Linked DNA regions of Homo sapiens: region 2 is linked to region 1. The links are chromatin contacts, found by Hi-C in ENCODE. All regions are on one chromosome and are shown on one strand. Each heading gives the region's core, a stretch centred on a gene start or an enhancer-like site at or near the end of the contact. The rest is flanking DNA. Distances are from core to core; before and after follow the strand shown.

The links. A loop is a pair of places that touch in the nucleus more often than their neighbours do. Pooled maps may share reads with other maps.
Region 2: a loop to region 1 is called in a map of CD8-positive, alpha-beta T cell, with 7 times the contacts of the local background. The contact joins the promoter of CCDC14 here to the promoter of POLQ in region 1. A Hi-C loop is called at or near these places in 2 of 168 maps with a recorded cell type or tissue (CD8-positive, alpha-beta T cell and naive thymus-derived CD4-positive, alpha-beta T cell) and 8 of 50 pooled maps.

Annotation. Positions count from the first base shown.
Region 1 is chr3:121,542,780-121,548,408 of GRCh38, reverse strand. POLQ (DNA polymerase theta) reads left to right here and starts at 2,421. Exons shown (of 30, transcript NM_199420.4): 1 at 2,421-2,694; 2 at 3,503-3,682. The coding sequence starts at 2,532. RefSeq lists enhancers at 2,273-2,567, 2,459-2,688.
Region 2 is chr3:123,958,154-123,963,782 of GRCh38, reverse strand. It overlaps CCDC14 (coiled-coil domain containing 14), which reads left to right and starts at 2,554. Exons shown (of 13, transcript NM_001366335.1): 1 at 2,554-2,639. The coding sequence starts at 2,610. RefSeq lists a silencer at 2,236-2,546.

The DNA of each region.
Region 1 (5,629 bases), core at 1,172-3,671:
GAGCCACTGCACCCTGCCTCCTTGAGGAATTATCACAGACAAAATTCCAAGGAACACGAGTTTAGACACAATACAGATGGAAAATGCTTCTGGTATTTTAATATTAGTTATTATGATAACTGTTAGCATAAACATCTTTAATATTTTTGAGAAATAGCCTTCTATTCTCCATTTTCAGAGTTTTTCTGAAAAAATTAGAAATGTTGAACATTTAAAATAAATTATATATTTTAAAATATTCTCTAGGCTTTTGGTAGGATGACATAAAACTTTCAATTCCTTTCTAATTATTTTTCTGATTTGATCATAGTTCACCTAATAATAAAAACAGAATAGCTTTGTAAGAGATTTTTCTAGTTTAGCCTTTTCCCAGCAAAATGCTGAATTTAAATTGGGGGCTATATTAGAACATCTAAATATTTTCTCTGAATAGTATTTATTATGTGCCGGCACTATTCTAAGTACTTTACACATATTGACTTACTCAGTCCTCAAAATAACCAAATAGGTTGTTACAATTATTATCTCTATCATACAGATGAGGACATGGAGGCACAAAAGGGTTACGCTGTAATCCCAGCACTTTGGGAGGCGGAGGTGGACGGGTCATTTGAGGTCAGGAGTTCGAGACCAGCTTGACCAACATGGTGAAACCCTGTCTGTACTAAAAATACAAAAATTAGCCAGGTGTGGTGGTGCAGGCCTGTAATCCCAGCTACTTGGGAGGCTGAGGCAGGAGAAACGCTTGAACCTGGGAGGCAGAGGTTGCAGTCAGCAGAGATCAAGCCACTGCACTCCAGCCTGGGCGACAGAGTGGGACACTCCGTCTCAAAACAAACAAACAAACAAAAAATGGGTTAAGCAAGTTGCCCAAGATCTCACAGCTACTAAGTTTCAAACCTAGACTGACTGACTCCAGAGTTGCACTGTTAACCCTTAAGTTACACTGCATCTGAGAAAGTTCTTTCTTGGCTGCAATCTAGGGGTCTCTCTCTCTTTTTTTTTTTTTTCTTTTTTTGAGACGGAGTCTTTCTTTGTCGCACAGGTTGGAGTGCAGTGGTGCGATCTCGGCTCACTACAACCACCGCCTCCCAGGTTCAAGCAATTCTCCCGCCTCAGCCTCCAGAGTAGCTGGGATTACAGGCACCCGCCATCATACCCGGCTAATTTTTTGTATTTTTGTAGAGACGGGGTTTCACCATGTTGGCCAGGCTGGTCTAGAGCTCCTGACCTCAGGTGATGCACTCATCTCGGCCTCCCAAAGTGCTGGGATTACAGGCGTGAGCCACCACGGCCGGCGAGATCTCTTTTATTTCTTTAATAGTACTCTTCATTTCTGCCCAAGCATATGGCACACTTCATTAACTGACTTGTTTAATGTCTGCCTTATTCTCTAGACTCTTTCTCTTTGAGAGCAGGAACCATTTTATGCCATTTCACTGCCATTTACCCAGTGGCTAGCTTACAGTAGATACTCAGTAAATAGTTGTTGATTGCGTAAAAGGCCAAGAGAAAAATGTTTCATTCACGGAGTAATGTCGCCATCTCGTGGAACTTTAGAATATTGTCATTTAAATCAAAAAAATGTTTTCACGGAAGGAATTGATGGTTCGAATGCTATTTTCCAGATTGTATTCGAGTGTTTTTTTTTTTTTTAATTGGACTGGACCTTTTGAGATTTTTAGTGCTCTAGAACTGCACAGCCTCTTCAGGTCAGGCTTAGGGCCTACTAGTTTTGCTTGGTGAAATGAATTATGCAACTAGGTAATGAATGGTCACCGTTTTACGTTCAGAACTCGTTCGCTTCTACCTTTACAAAAGGGACAACACAGATGCATTACTAAGCTCTTGGCTCATAACGATCCCTGGGGTATATTCAGAGCCCCTTCCTCGCGGCGTTCATATAGTGTCTCAGGGGTCTGTCAGCCAGCAATCCCCAATTCCTCATTACATATTCCTCACAATGCATGCTGGCTAAAATGGAAATTGTGTTCAGAAATAGCCCTGCCCTACCATCATATACTAGGAGAAAGGAGGAAATTATGCTCTATTAGAAACCCTAGGCTATCTTGCATAATGCTTCTCAATCTGAAATAATTTTTTACAGAATACCAATACGTTAAGAAGAGCTACTTCCCTGATCTACCTATTATGGGCAGCCCATTTTATGAAGTTAGCATGGCCTTCCTATTCAAACCAGAAATGGACAAAAGGAGAAGGAAGGCTTTTAGGTCAGTATGGTTATAACTGTAGATTCTGTATTCTTCCTCTTTAATCTATCTCTCATATTAACCAACCAGGAGGTTGGAGGCCGGAAGTCTTAGACGCCAGCGAGAGCCGCTCCTTCCCCACGAGTCTATGGCTTTCGGGTTACTTAAGCCACGGAGAACTCTATGGTTCCGGGGCGGGCCGGGAGGTTTGAGTTTGAAGACTGGCGGGAAGATGTCCGCAGCTGTTGCCAGGCCAGGGTTCTCCCGAGAGGGAGGACGCTGGGACTGTGGCTTGCCCTGATCGGCCGAGAAGAGTTTGCCATGAATCTTCTGCGTCGGAGTGGGAAACGGCGGCGTTCAGAATCAGGCTCAGATTCGTTCTCGGGAAGCGGCGGTGACAGCAGTGCCAGCCCCCAGTTCCTCTCCGGGTCCGTGCTGAGCCCGCCGCCCGGCCTTGGTCGCTGCCTGAAGGCCGCAGCTGCAGGTGCTCCAGGAACCCGGGAGGCCGCGGGCAACGGGGGCAGCTCCGCCGGGCCATGGGTCGGGAGGTGTCCTCACCCCACGGGACTTGCTTCGTTGCATACCCCATTGGGCTTCTACTCCCCTTCTCTGTGACTGGGGCCTGGTGTGGCAGGTCACTTTCTGTTCAGACATACGCGTGTTTTCAGTGATCGCCTGGTATTAATGTTCACGTGGCTTCTGGATCTTTCGACCTTTAGAGAAACAACTTCCTAGTTAGCTTCATCCCATCATCTGTTGGGCGGCTCGTTCCTGGTAGTACCCAGTACTCCTTACAGACCCTTAAGACAGGATTGTTGGGCCTGGAGTACGGCACAGGCTGTTCGGCGTCCAGGGGAAGGCTGGAAGGGATTCGTAATGAGATTGGTTGGGTGTCCCGTGGATGTCGACCCAGTTTTTTAAAATCGTTAGTTGTGCAGTCGTCATGGAACTAAAACTTACTATAAATAGAAACTCACCTAACTTAGCTTTGTAATGCTTGCATATTGCCCTCCTCCCCCAACTACACCCGTAATTCCAACACTCTTTATCTACTGTGTATTGCACGCTTTTTTGTTCGTTTGAGGCTTTTAAGGAATTTTTATTATATGCAGTAAATAACAATTTATTACTTTTCTATACATGGTCAATTTCTCATAAGATTCTTGAAGTCAGGATGTGCTTTAAAGAGCTTCATTTCAACACATAGGAATTCCAACACACGGTGAAGGGCTAACTGTAAAACTCATATATTAGAAGTAAATTAAATTTTAATTTTTTCTTTTTCCTAAAAGGAGAATGCAAGCCTACAGTTCCTGACTACGAAAGAGACAAGCTACTATTGGCAAACTGGGGACTTCCTAAAGCAGTTCTGGAAAAATACCACAGTTTTGGTGTAAAAAAGATGTTTGAATGGCAGGCAGAGTGCCTTTTGCTTGGACAAGTCCTGGAAGGAAAGAATTTAGTTTATTCAGGTATCCAAATTTATGTAAACTAATTACTATTTTTAAGATATGAATGTAAAGAATACTCTATTGAGGTAGTTGTGGTTCGTTTAAAAGGTGAATGAGGCAGTGCTTTATAACTAGAGAAAATCGTACAATATGTGTGAAAAGTGGAGTTTTATTTATATTTAAATTACAAAAGTTTTATTGTTTGACTGGGGTGGAGGGAAGCAAGAAAAATGACAATTTAAAGAGTGGGCAATTCTGCCTGCCATTATTCTCAACAAACATATATCCCAGTGAGTGTGCAATGGGAGATGTAAATCTGCCCTTCCCCTGTTTGATCCTGGTTGCTTTTCAGGGTATGAGCATTATCATTACATGTTTGTTAATTTACCTTTTTTTTTTCTTGAGATAGAGTTTGTCTCCAGGCTGGAGTGCAGTGGCGCTATGTGGGCTTACTGCAACTTCCACCTCCCAGGTTCAAGTGATTCTCCTGCCTCAGCCTCCCAAGTAGCTGGAATTACAGGTGTGCGCCACCAGGCCCAGCTACTTTTTTGTATTTTTAGTAGAGATGGGATTTCACTGTGTTGGCCAGACTGGTCTTGAGCTTCTGACAAGTGATCTGCCTACCTTAGCCTCCCAAAGTGCTGGGATTATAGGTGTGAGTCACCGTGCCCAGCTATAGATTGACCTGTTTGTACAGGGTTGTATATACAAACAACAAGTAATATACTTTATATAAAATTTTTATGGGTTTTCTTTTTTTTTTTTGAGATGGAGTCTTGCTCTGTCGCCCAGACTGGAGTGCAATGGAGTTGTCTCGGCTCACGGCACCCTCTGCCTCCCGGGTTCAAGTGATTCACCTGCCTCAGCCTCCTGAGTACCTAGGATTACAGATGCCCGCTGCCATGCCTAGCTAATTTTTGTATTTTTAGTAGAGACGGGGTTTCACATCTTGGTCAGGCTGGTCTCGAACTCCTGACCTCAGGTGATCCACGCACCTCAGCCTCCCAAAGTCCTGGGATTACAGGCATGAGCCACCATGCCCGGCCCTATATGGGTTTTCATGGGCAACTATGGCATACACAATTTTTAACGCATGCTTACTACACTGACTTTAAATCTAATCATTTGGTAAGATGCAATTCCTTTGTGTCAGTTTTCTCCGAAATTATGAGTCACACAGATTTTTCATTATGGCTGTAAGGACGAATTAAATAATTATCAGCAGATATAAGTTCAGGCAGTGGAATTAGACTGGTTGGATTTGAAAACTATCACTTACTGGCTATGCAGCCTCACAGATTACTTAGGAAGAGTGAGAGAGTGTATATGTGTTTGTGAGTATGTGTGCCTCGGTAGTACTTAGAGTTGATTAAATTATTTCATATATAAAAGCTCAGAACAGTTTTTGGCACATAGAAAGTACTTGTATTGTGAAAAGGCATTACAAAAAATAAAATACTTGTAAATGCTAAGAAGTCATAGTTAGTGGCAGTGGCATAATTGCTTGACCATTTCAATTGCTTGAAACTGAAACTTGGGTATCATTCAGAACTCTGGTCACCAGCTTATACAATTAATCACCAAGTCCTGGTGTCTGTTACCTCATATATCTCTTGCTTCTGACTCCTTTCTGTTTTTAGGTCCATTACCTGGTACAGCTCATTATCATCTTTCTTCTAGATTATGCAATAGCTTTGAAACTAGTTCATTCTTTTCCTCTGATCTTGCCCTGCTCCTGCAGCCAAAGTGGTCTTTTTTTTTTGATGGAGTTTTGCTCTTGTTGCCCAGGCTGGAGTACAATGGCACAATCTCAGCTCACTGCAACCTCTGCCTCCCGGGTTCAAGTGATTCTCCTGCCTCAGCCTCCGGAGTAGCTGGAATTACATACAGGCGCCCGCCACCACGCCCGGCCCCAAAGTGGTCTTTTTAAAAAAAATTTTTGTTTAAATTTTTTGTAGAGATGGGGGT
Region 2 (5,629 bases), core at 1,305-3,804, 2.4 Mb before region 1:
GAGGCACCCAGGGACTAGCAAACCATTATCACCCCTAAGACTGAAAAGACAAAGGGAAGGACATGTTTTATTAGAGTGTGAGAGGACTGGAGCTCCAGGGGCTCCCCTGATGATGCAGAGGGCCAGTGCATCAGCCAAACGGTGCTGAGAGAGCAGGAATATCCCATTCTCTCCCTCTTCTATTGACTAAACAGAACCTGAAGCTGGAGGGCATGTCTGACTGATGTCAGTCCAAGGGGAGGACAGAGAATGGATGCAGGAGGAGAGAACTTGCTCACACCCATACTTGCCTTTCCCCCAAGCACCCTCTATGCTAGTGATCAGCAAACTTCTTCTGTAAAGGCCCAGATAGTAAATATCTTAGGCTTGGCCGGCTAGACGGTCTCTATCACAAATACTCAACTTTGGCAGTTGTAGCACAGATAATGTGTAAACACATTAGCGTGACTGTGTTCCAATAAAACTTTGTAACACTGAGATGATTTTCAGGTAACTTTTCACATCACACAATATAATTCTTTTGACTTAAAAAAAACTACCTGAAAATGTAAAAACTGTTCTCAGGCTACATCCAAGAATGGCAGACTGAATTTTGCCAGGGACTGTAGATTTCAGATTCCTGCTCTACACTACAGCCATTGATCTTTGTAAAACCCCAGTCAGTTCACTGTGTCCCCTGCTTGAACTTTTATGTATTCCCAATGGCCTTAGGATAATAAGCCAAATCATGTAGTCTATGAGGACTGCATAGTCTGGCCCTACATATATTTCCATCCCCACTGTCTATACTTCAGCAGCAAGGAACTCTCTGGGTTTCTCTTTCTCAACATCATGCTGTCTCCACATCTTTAGAATACTCTGCTCTCCACTCTCTATCTAGTTCATTTGCAGATCTCAGCTCACTGCAACATTATTTATAATAGCAAACAACAAAATGAAACGGGGTGGGGGCATAACATTCCCAACACTAGGGAAGTGAATCATGGAACACCAGGCAGCCATTTTATAATTGTAGACTAATGAGAAACAATGTTGATTAGATATTAAGAGAAAACACGCATGTTACAGTAATACCTATTATTTCATATTGTCGTAATACATTTATACATATATATGTAGGTGGAAAAAATCTTGAAGGGAATGCACCAAGCTGTTCAAAGTGATAACTCATGGGTAATGGGGTTATGGGTGGTCTTTTCCTTTTTGCTTATCTATATTTTCTAAAATAAACATGTATTAAGAAAAATCAATATGAATTCAAAAAATATCAACTTAACTAAAAAAAACCCCTTAATTTCAGGTGAATATGTCAGCAAGTTATGAAGTTATGTGAGGGCTGGGGAAGGAAAGGAGAGGTTTTCACAGTTTGATCTAATTCAAAACTAAATCTGTGAAATACTCATTTCCTAAAATCACTCAGGATAAGTGTGTGATATTTTGGTGGACATATTTTAGTTCCTGGGCTTTGACATTAATTGTAACAGACTTTTAAAGCGTAGCTCTTTTCTCCATTAAAAAGAAATGAGGCCGGGCATGGTGGCTCACCACTGTAATTCCAGCACTTTGGAGGCCAAGGCGGGCGGATCACCTGAGGTCAGGAGTGTGAGACCAGCCTGGCCAACAGGGTGAAACCCTGTCTCTACTAAAAATACAAAAATTAGCCGCGTGTGGTGGCACGCACCTGTAATCCCAGCTCTTCAGGAGGCTGAGGCAGGAGAATCGCTGGAACCCAGGAGGCAGAGGTTGCAGTGAGCTGAGATTGCGCCACTGCACTCCTGCCTGGGTGACAGTTGAAATGGAATAAACTGAGTTATCTCTCTTCAACTTGATTTAAATCATTAACCCAAAACTCAATGCCTTAAAAACCAATGACTAAAATCCTCATTAAAATGAGTGCACATGCCAATACTAAGAATGTTGTGTCATTTTTCATCAAAAGTAATTACCTCAACATAAGAGGAGACAAGTACGCATGGAAGTAAACCCAAAATCCCAACTAATGAACACCGTTCTGAGATCAGTGGCCACAGGGAATAATTCTGCAATTTCCATCACACGCAAAGGTAACAACCCCGAGGTCTTATTTTTATAGAATATCAAGAACAAAATCTTCCAAAAGGCACACGATGCCAAACTAAAAATAAAGAGCGAAAACCCAAAAAGTCGCGCTCAATTCCTTCTGAAACCTATTCGCCTCCTACCCCTGTCCCATCCTCTGGCGCTGGCGGGTCCTCGTCCCCGTTTTCCCCACCGCAAGTCCTGGAACCTCCGCTTAACTCTTTTCTCGGCGGCTCCGCCCCGGCCCCGCCCCAGCCATGCCTTGGCCCCGCCCCGTTCGCCGTTTATTGGCTTCTCCCAACCCCTGCCGGTGGGTGACAAGCCGGGAAGCTTGGAGGGGTCTATTGCGTACGCCCAAGGCGCTGGGCCTGGAGCAGGAGAAAGGGAGTGGAGGCGCGTCGGAGACTATGAAGCGCGGCATTCGGCGGGATCCTTTCCGGAAGCGGAAGCTCGGCGGGCGGGCCAAGAAGGTCCGGGAGCCCACGGCGGTTAATTCTTTTTACCGTGAGGCTTCACTTCCCTCGGTCTGGGCTTCTCTGAGGCGGCGAGAGATGGTCAGGTCTGGAGCTCGACCGGGCCAGGTGAGGGCTGAGGACCTGAGGAGTCCGCTGTGGGGATGGAGAGGGACAGGGGGGTTTTCGGGCCAGGAACTTGTAAAACTCTGCTCGAAAAAAGACAAAGACAATGCGGCGACATTAAAGTGCTGGGACAGAGGTGCAGGGAACACCTAATCTTCCCGTCGTAACACGGCCGCTCGGTCTCTAGATGTTTCTGTTTAAATCGTCGTAGCCCTAGTCTAGAGCGCCGGCTTTGGGGTCAGGCCCGGGTTCGAGTCCCAGCCTTCGCCGCTGCGTCGAGTGACTTAACCTCTCCTAGCTTCAGTCACCTGCAGATTGAGAGTCTACTACTTTTTACTGCTCAGAACTTCCTATTCCTTAGCTGCAAAATAGGCAGAAATAAGCATAAAATCCTGTCTCAAAGAATTGAGAAGGTTAAATAAGAGAACCCGGTAAAAACATCGATCACACAGTTGTTGTAGACATACAACAAAATTTAGTTCCCTTTAAAACACGTAGTTTGCCACCATCTTAATGATAACAGCAGCCAACATTTAGATAGGACTTATGTGGCAGATGCTACTGTAAGTGCTTTTATGTATTACATAGAATAACTCATTTAATAGTCACGATATCCTTATGAGGTAAGTACTATTATCCCTATTTTATATATGAGGAAATCGAGGGCTGGAGGATTCAAATAACTTGGCAGTTACACAGCTGTGGAAACAAGATTCAGACTCACAAAACTGATGCCAGAGTCCATTCTTCTTTTAAACATTTTACCTAGTAGATGTATGACTTTGAACAAACCACTTTTCTGAAATTTAGGTTCCCACCTCACAAATAATAACTCACAGGGTATGGATTAAGTGAAAATGAAAGACCTTAGCACACTGTAAGTCATTCTACAAAGGCAGTATTATCTTGTACTTGTTGGTAGGAGATATGACTACTAAGAAATGCTTATATGATTCTCAAATAGCAAAATTAAAAGTTTAATGATAATAACCTCGTAGAAGTAAGTGTAAAATAAAGCAAACTGATTCTCCTGTATTGTGATTAGGACACTCCTTTTGGAGAGCAGCTTTGCAGTTTGTATCAAGGGTTATTAAATTGCTAATAACCTTTCACCAAATAATTTTCTTTTTAATCCTAAATATAAAAAGGCTGTTTTCAGTAGATAGAAAGGCTTATTCCAGGTTTGTTTTTTTAATTGTGAAAAATATGAAGCAAACCAAGACCATTATTATATTACTTCCACTGAAGGAAATATTATACAACCATTAAAAATTTATGAATATGAAAAAGATTTAAAAGTAGAAAACACAGGATTTAAAATTGCAAATATCTAGGTATTATGACTAAGTAAAAAATGCATATGAAAAAAGATTGGAGGCCCCAATAGCAAAGAACACATCTAGTACCTAGATCTTGGTTTCCACGTACCACTGTCCACTAAGGAGTCATGGCTTCTTGGAGAAATGACCAACTCCAGGGCTGAGCAGGGGTAATATAAGAAGAGCATGGACACATCAAACTAAAAAGCTTCTGCACAGCACAGGAAATGATTAATGGAGTGAAAAGGCAATCTACAGAATGGGAGAAAATATTTCCAAGCCATGTATCTGATAAATAATATCCAAAATACATATAAGGAATTTCTATAACTCAAAAGCAGAACAACACATAACCTGGTTAAAAAACGAAAAAAGGATTTGAATAGACATTTCTCCAAAGAAAATGTACAGATGGCCAGCAGGTATATGAAAAGATGCTCAACATCACTAATCCAGGAAATGCAAATTAAAACCACAATGAGCTATCACCTAACCCCTGTTAGGATGACATTAAAAAAATGAAAACAAGTGTTGGCAAGGATGTGGAAGAATTGGAACCCTTGTACACTGTCAGTGGGAATGTAAAATGGTATAGCTGCTATGGAAAACAATATGGAGATTCCTCACCAAATTAAATATAGAACTATATCACCCAGCAATTCTACTTCTGGGAATTTATCCAAAAGAATTGAAATCAGGATATAGAAGAGATATTTGCACTCTTGTGTTCATTGCAGCACTATTCACAATAGCCAAATGTGGGAACAACCCAAATTCTATCTGCAGATGAACAGATAAAGAAAATATGGTATATACATACAATGGACTATTATTCAACCTTTAAAAAGAAAGAAATAGCTGTCATATGCAACAACAGAGACAAAACTTGAAGACATTATGCTAAGTGAAATAAGCTAGTCACAGAAGGACAAATACTGCATGATTTTACTTACATAAAGTACCTAAATAGTTAAAACTCATAGAAACAGAATGTGAGCATGGATTGGGCGTGAACCAGAGGGATTTTTGTTTTTTGGGTTTTTTTTTGTAAAGAACAGTATTGGGATAATTGGCAACATGTGAATAAGGTCTGAATATTAGATTGTAATTCTGTATCAATGTTAATTTCCTGGTTTTGATAATTATACTGTGGTTATGTTAGAGAATGGCCTTGTTTTTAGGAAACATTTAGGAGTAAAGGAGTATTGTATCTGCAAACTTAACTCTAATGGTTCAGGCAAAAAGTACTGCTGTGTATATATATTGAGAGAGAATATGGAAAATGTCAAGGTTCACAGAATCTGAGTGAAGCATATATAGGGCATCTTTGTACTATTATTTCATAGTAGAAACTACAAAAAAAAATTGAAAGGAATTGTTCCAATATGACAGTTACTGTTTCAAGGTGCTTTTATCATGGGTAGTTTTCTTTACCAGATTTTCTATAATATAGCCTTGTGTATATTTTTTGGAGAAACACCATATGTAATCTTACAGTTATGCCAGACATATACCTCAGACAGTGTACTTTAATTGTGGTAGTTGTTTTTGGACTCGATCCAGGGTATAGTATTATAGTGTCATGGCTTGGATTTTTTATTATGATTCCAGCCAAGACATCGACATAAATATACCAAAGGGAAGGACCCTGAGAGTGTGATGCAGAGACCAGTG